Regions from separate parts of the Homo sapiens genome. Here region 2 is linked to region 1. The links are chromatin loops, found by intact Hi-C in ENCODE. Cell type or tissue: endothelial cell of umbilical vein. All regions are shown on one strand. Each heading gives the region's core, and the rest is flanking DNA. Links, peaks and the distances in the headings are about the cores only.

Region 1 (5,381 bases), core at 61-5,060:
TATGGTTTCCCCTTCACTTAAAAATAAGAATTAATACTGCAAAATCTGAAATCTCATTCACTCCTTCATGAGCAGGTCCTGATATAAATACATCCAGAATTCAGTCCATCTATTATGATAACATTGTAGCAACCCCCTGTATCCACATAGATTATTGTCTTGAACATATGACATTCTCATACCACATGATTCTGCAGTAAATCTAACAGCAGTTCTAAATAAGGCCAAAAAGGAGAGTGCTTTGTCAAAACTAAAAGCACCATCCACCCAAATGTGAAGTGTCATCACGATGGCATCCATTCCCCTAAGTTTCTTTCAGCAATGTGACTTGAGAACCAACCCTCAATGAAAACTCGAATCTCCTAACCAGTTATATAAATTTTAAATCTAGGAGCTAGTTCTTCTTTCATGGATTTTGGATTCTCTTTGTGATGTTGGTTTGTCTCAATTTAGTCCCATTTCTTGCTTTGTAAACCTGCGATTATATGCCTCCTAGTAAACCACATGATATGATCAGCGCTGCTTTCATAGTCTCTGAACTGTTGCTTAAAAAGAACAGATATAATTGCATGGTAAGTCATTCAGGTTGCTCTTTACTGGTGAAATGAAGAGAAACCTGGGTGTCCTCTGATGTCTGTCTATACACCCCACCTCCCTGATTCACAGAACCATTTTCCGGTTTCACTTCTTGCTTCTTTTATCTTGTGCATTTTTAGCACCTGTTGTGACAAGCCTGGGTGACTCGATCTAAAAAATGAAATGACTTACAATTACTGTAAGAATGAATTACAGATACATGATGTATGCACAACTCTGTATAGAAATGAAAACAAAAATAACTTCACCTCACTCTAATTCATAGGCTACCATGTTATTGACCCTTATTTACCTAACTTTTGCTTAAGCAGGAAAGATCCCTCTGCCTAGATATCCCCTGGGCTTGGCGCCCTCACTCCTCCACCCCAGCCCTTATGCATTTGGCAGTAGTAATGGCCCCTGCAGGGAATGTTGTCCAAGAAGTCTAGATGATAGAGATGAAGAAGGCACATCACTTCACAGAGTTTATGCCAAGTCACCGCCAGAAGCGCAGTGTTACAATTTACTTAAGCCAAGACTGCTACAAAAAACTGATGCAAATGGAAGCTATTCAAAATCCTTTGCCTTGTGCATTCAAGTTGAGGCTCCCTTTTGAATCCTATCTCTGAGTCTACATCTGCTGGGTAAATTCCTGAACGATGACTTGAGCTGTGACAGCTTTTGTAGCATTGCTGTGGTCCAACCACAACTCTGTAAGATAAACTACCTAAGCTGGTTGTTGGACTTCCTCTAAAATGTCATTCTAATTATAGAAACACCTTTCTTTCCTGATTTTATACAGATTCTAATCACCTTAACTGCTTCTCTTCAGCCATGAATGAAAGCGAAAGATTAAGTCACTTTTAGAAGCCTTCTTGGGCAATTATAGATTAATTCATTTCTCGCTCATTGAAGGGACTCAATCCTAGAACAACAGTCTGGAATACATGTGTATGTATGCCCCTTTGTCTCTGACCTGCTCATCATTGGCCATCAATGCCCTGGGAAGGAGGGACCCTAGGAAGGCCTGAGGGGCTGCACCTGATGTGCAGGTCATGTGCACAGACCCCACAGGTTCAGGCTCAGTGTTGAAATTCCCTATGTCATTAACTCCCTTGTAGGAAGGATGAAAGGGTCTAGATCAGATTTAAGTCAGACATAGGCTATTTGAGGCGCCTGTGGGAATGGCAAATCACTCCAGACTCCTCAGAAGCAAAGGCCAAGCAGGCCTGAGAGCTAGTGAAACTCCAGGGAGAGGAGCAAGACCAGGATCTGCGCTTTCTCAGCTTCCCAAAGCTGTCTGTCTCGGAACTAACAAATGAGGCTGACTCTTCAGAGTTCTAGGCCAAGGGATCCGGACTTGACACTCAAGTTTCTGCCATGAAGCAAAAGACAGAGCTAGCCTGGAAAGAGCAGCTCTGTATCACTCCGGCTGTGAAGTGCTAAAACTCGACATCTCCCTGAGGAAACAGGAGAGAAGAAAGGATGGAGAGAAAAAAAGAGAGGAAGGAGCTGGCATTAATGGACCAGCAAGGGAAGGAGAAGGGAGCAGGAAAAGCGGTAGTTCACGTAGGGTAAATTAGATGAAGGGGAACAAACAGCGAAAGGTCAGAGGGCTCTGCACTTAAAATAAGGAAGCTTGTGAAGATAAGTAAATGTTGCCTGAGATATCTGAAGTAGGGTTCCTCTTTGGCTGACAAGCCTTAATCTGCACTCTGGAAACAGCTTGTATGAGGAGGAGGACGGCAGACAAGGAGGAATGAGGGAGGAATTCTTACAGGAACCATCTGGCTGAGTCACTTTTAGGGCTGTTCAAAGCTACCCAACTGTTGACATTTCCTGGAAATTCTTTAATGCCAACAATTGTGTTAAATGAGCAACATCCTTAAGACCCCGAGTGCACCTTGGATCCCCTCGTCCTTTCTTGTTGCGTTTGCGATTTGCAAATCCCCTGAACCTGAAGTCTTCAAGGATTCAGCATCTGCCATTTCACCATGTGTTAGTCCCCTCCCTGGGCCCCTTCAAACACACTCTCCACTCAGAAATCTACCATTTAGCCTTTATTTATTTATTTATTTATTTATTTTTGACGCACGCACAAGGCTTCTCACTCCTCCTCAGCTTTCAAAGAATCCACCCACTAGGCTGTCACTTCAATCTGCTGTCTCCTCCTGCAGCACAGAATTTCTGAAGAAAGTCCCCAGGTGAACCAGCCTGGCCAGCAGAAATGGATGCTCACCCACTCCATCTAGCCCCTGGCCTCTGCTCTCCTGGACTCCCTGGCTCAGTCCTCAGATCAGTTCCGGAACTTCTCTCCTTAGGTTTCCTGTAACATCCGGGTTTCTCCCTTACTTGCTTAAAACAACCTCTTGCTTTCATTCATCCATTCATTCACTCTGAGGCCATCTGAGGAAAGCTTCCTTACCTGCTTTCCTGATGACCTAATATATGCTGTACCCACCTACTTCCTCTTCCTTGAATGGGGAAACCAAGTCACAGGGAAAGATACATCTCTCCCTTCTAATGCTGGATCTCATTCCTTACAAGCCTGCTCTCATTCTCCACCTCCAATCTCTCTGTGTCCATTCTTCTCTTCTTTTCATCCGTCAGTTATGCCAGTGGCTCCCAGCCTGGAGTATGAATCTGGGGGCAGGGGTGTCTCTGAACTTAGGTGGGGAAAAAAATGCATCTTTATTTTCACTAACTCTAAGTGAAATTCAGTATTTTCTTTGATTATGACAACAAATCACAATTGTGTAAGCAATATCTGTGTCTTTATCACCAATAGAAATCACATCTATTTTCATCTTTTTTTTTTTTTTGAGATGAGGGTCTTGCTCTGTAGGAGTGCAGTGGTGCAAACACAGCTCACTGCAGCCTCAAACTCCTGCTCTCAAGCAACTCTGCTGCTTCAGCCTCTTAAGTAGCTGGGACTACCAATGTGGACCCATGCCTAGCTAATGTTTTTAAAAATGTTTTGTAGAGACGAGGTCTTACCATCTTGCCTAGGCTTCACATCTATTTTCAGATCTCATTATTGGTTTTGCGATATCTTGAAGTGGCATTTATAGTCATTACTTCTCTGAGATTATGGAAACCAGTAGACCACAACCAGCTTTTGTTATTTAATACTTCAATGAAAGGCTTATACATTGTTTTATTGATAATTTTTTTAAATTTGGAGAACGATACATCAATATAATTTATTATTTTGTAATTATATGCATACTGTTTTGCACACTTAAAAACTTTATTGGAGACCAAGACAGGAGGATCCCTTGAGGCCAAGAGATTGAGATCAGCCTGGACAACATAGCCAGATCCCATCTCTATAAAAAACATTTAAAAATTAGCCAAACATGGTGGTGTGTGCCTATAGTCCCAGCTACTCAGAAGGTGGAGGTGGGAGGATTGCTCAAGCCCAGGAGTTTGAGGTTACAGCAAACTATGATCGTGCCACTGCACTCCAGCCTAGGTGAAAAAGCAAGACCCTGTCTCAAAAATAATAGTAATAAAAATAATTTCTTTTAAAAAAACCTTATTGGGCAGGGAGGGGGGCCATTATTCCCAAAATTGGTCATTAGCTTCACCAGATTGCCAAAGATACATTTCTTAGTCTGTTTTGTGTTACTGTAACTGAATACCTGAGGCTGGGTAATTTATAAAGAACAGAGATTCATTTCTTACAGTTCTGGAGGCTGGGAAGTCCAACAGCATGGCACTGGCATCTGGTGAGAGTCTTCTTGCTGTGGCATAACCTGGCAAAGGTCATTACACTGTGAGAGGGTGTATTAGTCAGGGTTCTTTAGAGGGACAGAAGCAATGGAATATGTATGTACGTGTGTGTGTGTATATATATATATATGTATGTGTGTGTATCTATATGTATACACGTATATACGTGTATCTCTATGTATACACGTATATACGTGTATCTCTATGTATACACGTATATACGTATATTTTTTTAAAAAAAATCCTTTTTTTAAAAAATAAGGATTTTTAACATCTCTCCACATCAGCACAGAACAATCTCATTCTTTTTCAATGGCTTTACTGAATGAAATCTGCATTAAAAAATTATAATTTAAAATATGTATTCGGCCGGGCATGGTGGCTCACACTTGTAATCCCAGCACTTTGGGAGGCCAAGGCGTGCAGTCACATGAGGCCAGGAGTTCAAGACCAGCCTGGTCAACATGGTGAAAGCCCATCTCTACTAAAATTACAAAAATTAAAAATTAGCCAGGTATGGTGGCACACACCTATAATCCTAGCTATTCAGGTGGCTGAGGCATGAGAATCGCTTGAACCGAAGAGATGGAGGTTGCAGAGAGCCAAGATCACACCACTGCACTCCAGCCTGGGCAACAGAGAGAGACCCTATCTCCAAAAATATATAAATAAATAAAATGGTAAAATGGTAAATTTTATGTTACATGTATTTTACCACAATTAAAAAAACAAAAACAAAAACAAAAAAAAACTTTTTGAAGCTCTTCAGGTAATTGAGCTGCTTTGCTCCTCCTGCCCCTGGTCCAGTCACCAGCCTGACATTTTGGAGACGCCTACTCTCACTTTGCCTCTTTTGCCACCATTCTGAGTCCACTCATTCTAGAGAAATTAAAAGCAAAAAGACGAGTTGTATTTCTTCATGGAAACAGTTCCCTCTCCACGGGCGGCCGCTAACACGGAGCTGTAGCGGTATGAAAGGGCTCCTTCCTAAGCCTGTCAGGGGTCGGCAGACGGCTGTTATGCTGTTGGTGCCACCGACAGCCCCAGTACTCTGGGAGGACAGAATCCCT
Region 2 (5,381 bases), core at 148-5,147, 170 kb before region 1:
CCTCCCTCCTCAATCCCATTCAAGTTAAATAAAACCCATTTTTATGGCTAACTATATATATAAATTCCTCTTCCAGTCAGCCCCGCTCCCTCGCCTGCCCAAACATTACAAAGCAGTTGTCACCTGGGCTTTGAGATTCTGGGTCTCCTAAATGGCCCAGCAGGCTGGGAGGGCCGCCCCAGGTTGCTGCGGGCCTCACGGTTTGGCCATAAGCAGGCCCTGCATTGCCTGTATTGTTTTGGGGCCCTGGAGGTTGCTTTTTGTTTTCAAGCTTGCTTACCTCTACTCTCTCTGTTTTCCTGATTATCAGGAGAAAGCCCTTCCTCTCCCCCTTCCATGGTGACAGCCTGAGCTGTGCGTGCGTTTCCCGCCCTCTCCTTTCCTCCTTTCCCACTCTAAATGCTTGGCAGGCAGACACAACTCCCTATCAGAGGTGTTGGTGCAGAAGTTGTCACCTCTGCCTACATTGACAACTACACACTGTCTGCTCCAGGACTGTGTAAGCACAGCCAGGCTGGAAATTGATTTGCTCTTTGTTGCTGCCTTCCTCTTGAATTACATTTTTTTAAAAAAAAGAAAAGTGAGAGAAGCTAAAAGTAAAAAGACAGATGCAGAAGAGAAATACAGCTCTCAGATCTTGCTTCAACTCATCTTTCTTTTGGGGGAGGGGATTTCTTTCCCTTGGCTTTATTGAAATATAATTGACAAATAAAAAATAGAAATTAAAGGCATACAACACGGTAATTTGATATAAATATATATTCTGAAATGACTACTAGCATCAAGTTAATCAACACAAATGTCACCTTATATAGTTACTGTTTCGTTTCTTGTGTGATGAAAACACTCCATTTGCTCTCTTAGCAAATTTCAAGTATATAATACACGATTATTAAATATAACCACCAGGCTGTGCATTAGAGCCTCAGAACTGATTCCTCTTACAACTCAGGTTTGTATCCTTTGACCATGTCCCCATTTCCCCTGACTTCCCAGCCCCCCAAACCCCATTCTACTATGAGTTTGACATTTTTAGATTCCACAAATAAGTGAGGTCATGCAATATTTGTCTTTCTGTGTCTGGCTTATTTCATTTAGCATAATGTTCTCATCTATGTTATAAATAACAGGATTTCCTCCTTTTTATCAATGAAGAATACATATATACGTGTATATATGTACATATACACGTATATACACATATATATGTACATATATATGTACGTATATATATGTATATACGTATATATGTACATATATACATATATATATATATAATGTGTGTGTGTCCCATTTTGTTTAACCATCCCTCTGCTAATAGGCACTTAGATTGTTTCTACATCTTGGCTACTGCGTGACTAATGCTGCAACGAACACAAAGGTACAGATATCTCTTCCACACGCTGATTTCACTTTTTGTGGATATATACCCAGAAGTAGGAATGCTGGATCATATGGCAGTCCTATGATTATTTTTTGAGGAACCAACCCATTCTTTATCAAAGTGGAGGAACCAAGAAGGAAGTCCTGTTTAATATATGAGGCCAGGCAGTAAGGCCCTGCAGTCACTGATTGAATGCCACAAGAAAGGGAAGACGGCACAGCCTCTGGGAAAAGATATTGGTGCTCCTTTTAATGTTTGGTGTGCTTAACACAGTTGCTTTTTTTTTTTTGAGATGGAGTTTTGCTCTTGTTGCCCAGGCTGGAGTGCAATGGCGTGATCTTGGCTCACCGCAACCTCTGCTTCCCGGGTTCAAGTGATTCAGCCTTCTGAGTAGCTGGAATTACAGGCATGTGCCACCACGCCCAGCTAATTTTGTATTTTTAGTAGAGATGGGGTTTCTACATGTTGGTCAGGCTGGTTTCATACTCCTCACCTCAGGTGATCCGCCCACCTCGGCCTCCCAAAGTGCTGGGATTAGAGGTGTGAGCCACCACACCCGGCCCACAGTTGCATTTTTAGAGAAAACATGAGCCAGAGCACATTGGTGCTGAAGCAACTAGTGCTCAAATGCTGTGTGGCTTTGGCTAAAGCCCTTGTGTGGGCAGGGTCAGGATGAGAGGGGTCATCCCCATTCATTCTCCACCTCTCTCTACCCTGACTGTGTGGCCCAGGAGATGCATCTCTAGGGACAGCTTCACCAAAGCTCTTTGCCTGACAGCTTCTGGGCATTCCTGGCTAATGGGGGCACCTGGCGGGGATGGAAGGGAGGAAGGCCGCCCTGGCAGTGGCTTTGTCCCACAGCTCCTGGGAAGCAGTCCCTCTCCCAGCTCTGGCGGTCACTGGGCTGCGGTACCATATTCTGTCCCTTTGCCCCTGCAGTGCTAGGGGGGTAACCACTCCCAGCGTTTGTTTTCTCTGGTGCCACACCGCCCCTGGTGCCACACCGCCCCTGGTAGAGTCAGTCCTTTCATCCTGCCTGCACTTCCGTAAATAGTCCCCTCATTACATTTTTTTTTTTTTTTTCAGTTAAGCAATTTGGAGTGTGCCATCTGTTTCCTGCCCGGCTCTGGCTGATACTGTGACTAACCTTTTCACTGAGGCTTAAAATAAGTTGGTGATGCCTGTTTACACGGATTTAGTAGCCAACACCTGCAGCTTGCTGTTTTAGGTCTGAGCTTGCAAATGAGCCCCTCTTGCCAGGGTCTTAACTGTTGACTCTGTACTTTCCAAATTTTCTATAGGGGTGCTTATTATTTTGTTTCCTAGCCTGAGTTTGCGGTTTGCAGTGAAGTAGGACTAGCAAAAATTTAGGAAGCTATAGGATAGAGTGGTATGGCTGCATGACCTCAGCAATTGCTTAACCTCCTTGTGCCTCAGTTTTCCTCATCCCTAAGATGGGCATCATAATAGCACAACCTTATCTTATAGGGTTTTCCTGAGGGTTAACTAAATTTAAGTGTGTAAAGTACATAGCATAGGGCATGGCACATAGTAAATGCTCAAAACAGGTAGTTCTTATTATTATTTTATTGGAGGAAGGGTTTTACTCAGAATTATATGATAAGGTTAGAATCCCAGCTCTGCCATTGAGTAGATGGGTGACCTTGGAACTATTACTTAAACTCTTAAACTCTTCGAGTCTAAACATCTACATGGGATTAGTAATGCTTGTCTCACTTAGTGGTTGTCAGACCAAAATGTGATCATGTGTAGGAAAGGTCTTTGTAAATATTTGTTTTGTTTTGAGACAGGGTCTCACTCCAACGCCCAGGCTGGAGTGCAGTAGCACGATCTCAGCTTACTGGGTTCAAGTGATTCTCTTGCCTCAGCCTCCCGAGTAGCTAGGATTACAGGCATCCGCCACCACGCCTGGCTAATTTTTGTACTTTTAGTAGAGACGGGGTTTCACCATGTTGGACAGGCTGGTGTTGAACCCCTGTCCTCAAGTGATCTGCCTGCCTCAGCCTCCCAAAGTGCTGGAATTATAGGTGTGAGCCACCATGCCTAGCTGGTCTTTGTAAATTCTAAACCACAAATATGAAGTACAAACTGAAGATCATCTGATCTACACATTGTAGAAGATTCCTTTTTGTCCTGCATGGGTCTTTGCTCTGGTTCATAAGTTAGGAGGGTTTCCTAAAGGAAAAATGGGTGTTTGTTTCTCGTCTAATCATTATGGGGAATGTAGTTTTATCCGGGGAAGAGAAGAGAAAAGGCAGTGTGGTGATTTTGGAGGGAATTTGTCATGGTGATGCAGGAGGAGTGAGCATGTGTCAGGGAGGTATAATTTATTTTTCAGCTTTCTGGAAGCATGATGCTCTTCAGAAGCCTGAGGCCAGCACTCCCTGGCTAGGAGGCAGGCATGTCTAGAAACCTGGGTGACAAGGAAGGATAAGGCAGGGGAAGACCTGTGTTAAAACTTGCGCCATGTTGGCCAGGCTGGTTTTGAACTCCTGACCTCAAATGATCCACCCACCTCAGCCTCCCAAAGTGTTGGGGTTAGAGACGTGAGCCACCACATTAGCCGGGCATGGTGGTGGGCACCTGTAATCCCAGCTACTCAGGAGGCTGAGGCAGGAGAATCGCTCGTGCCCAGGAGGTGGAGGTTGCAGTGAGCAGAGATTGCGCCACTGCACTCCAGCCTGGGCAACAGAGCAAGACTCCGTCTCAAAAAAAAAGAAAAGAAAAACTTTAGACAAGGTGAATTTAATAGAGTTTAATTAAGCAAAGAGTGATTTGCAAATCGGGCAGCCTCCGAAATCAGAAAAGGTTTAGAGAAACTGGCAATTCCGCATGGTTGGAGAGGATTTAGGGACAGAAAAATGAAAGGGACAGTGACTACTGAAACAGCCAGATTGGTTACCGCCTGGCTTCTGCCTTATTTGCACATGGTGTGAACAGCTGGCTGCTTGTTGTGATTGGCTGAGACTCCACTACTTGTTCCTAGAGTAATTTACAATCTGTTTATACCTCTAGTTGGGTTACAGTTCACTGTGTATGGAGACACCTTTAAGCTGAATGTAAACTATGTAAGGAGGCAACTTCAGGCTAAACTGGAATATTCAGCCATGAGAAAAGAGACAGTGCAACTGGGCTGGAATGGACGGAGAGTTGAGGGGCTACAGAGACCACCACTGCTTATCTGAAGGGCCCAGCCTGGGAGTGCGACACTAGACTGCATGGGCACCTAAGGCTGTCCCAGGATGTTTGTGTTTACATTTCCTCTTAAGTGGGCCTCCCTCTACAGGAGCCAGTATATGGGATGCTGCTTAAATAGATCGTGCTCCCCACTCCCAAAAGTGGTCCTTGTCCACATCTCCGGCTGTTTTTGGTACAGAGGTGCAGAAAAAAGTTTGCTGTTACAGTTTCCGGTTCTGGGCTCCAACCACCCACATATAATTTGCTCTGTTCTTCTTGCCCTAGGTGATTTCTGGAAAATCCTGCTGGCTCAGCTCCTCTGTGATCTTGCTGACTTTCCACAGCATGGCCTGAGGCCCATAGCACGCTCAGAGCCCGCAGTCCTCCCTGAGCCTGGCCAGCTAGCGGCAGGGCCTTGTGGCCTGATGCAAATGCTACCACTACCCAAAGGCCATTTATGAGACTCTCCAAGCAGCTGCCTCTAAAGGCCATCCTACCAGCATTTAAATGACCCTCATACAAGTTTTCTTCATCTCGGGGCTCTCCTACCAGCTCCTGCTGCCTTTTTTTTTTTTTTTCTGGCAAACATATTCTTCTGTGACTTTCTCTTGATTGACATGGGGTGATGGGATGTTTCTATGCTCCTATTTGGGTATTTTTAGAAGCTGACTGACTGACCTGCTCCTCCTTCCTAGAATGGTTTAGTTTTTTGTGTCACTTGGTAGAGACACTGCAGGGCACTGTGTGGCATCTGCCTGGTCTGTTTGTCAAACACCGGCTCAGGGTCGCAGCTGTCAAG

Evidence for each region. A loop is a pair of places that touch in the nucleus more often than their neighbours do. Peaks named below come from ENCODE experiments on the same cell type or tissue, not always from the same donor. Only the 100,000 strongest peaks of a DNase experiment are listed, where the experiment ranks them.
Region 2: a loop joins it to region 1, with 2.6 times the contacts of the local background. A loop is called at or near these places in 12 of 110 quality-filtered maps.

What each region holds. Positions count from the first base shown.
Region 1 is chr6:13,351,482-13,356,862 of GRCh38, reverse strand. LOC105374936 (a long non-coding RNA gene) reads right to left here. Exons shown (of 3, transcript XR_926496.3): 2 at 4,264-4,334; 3 at 3,123-3,242. Among named protein-coding and RNA genes, the nearest start is that of TBC1D7-LOC100130357, 26 kb to the right of the region's middle. RefSeq lists a silencer at 1,158-1,247. In endothelial cell of umbilical vein, for the core only: no CTCF peak of the experiment used is centred there; DNase peaks (open chromatin) are centred at 1,212, 1,992 and 2,372; H3K27ac peaks cover 2,720 bases.
Region 2 is chr6:13,523,981-13,529,361 of GRCh38, reverse strand. No RefSeq gene overlaps it. Among named protein-coding and RNA genes, the nearest start is that of GFOD1, 39 kb to the right of the region's middle. RefSeq lists an enhancer at 2,428-2,547. In endothelial cell of umbilical vein, for the core only: no CTCF peak of the experiment used is centred there; DNase peaks (open chromatin) are centred at 941 and 2,511; H3K27ac peaks cover 1,641 bases.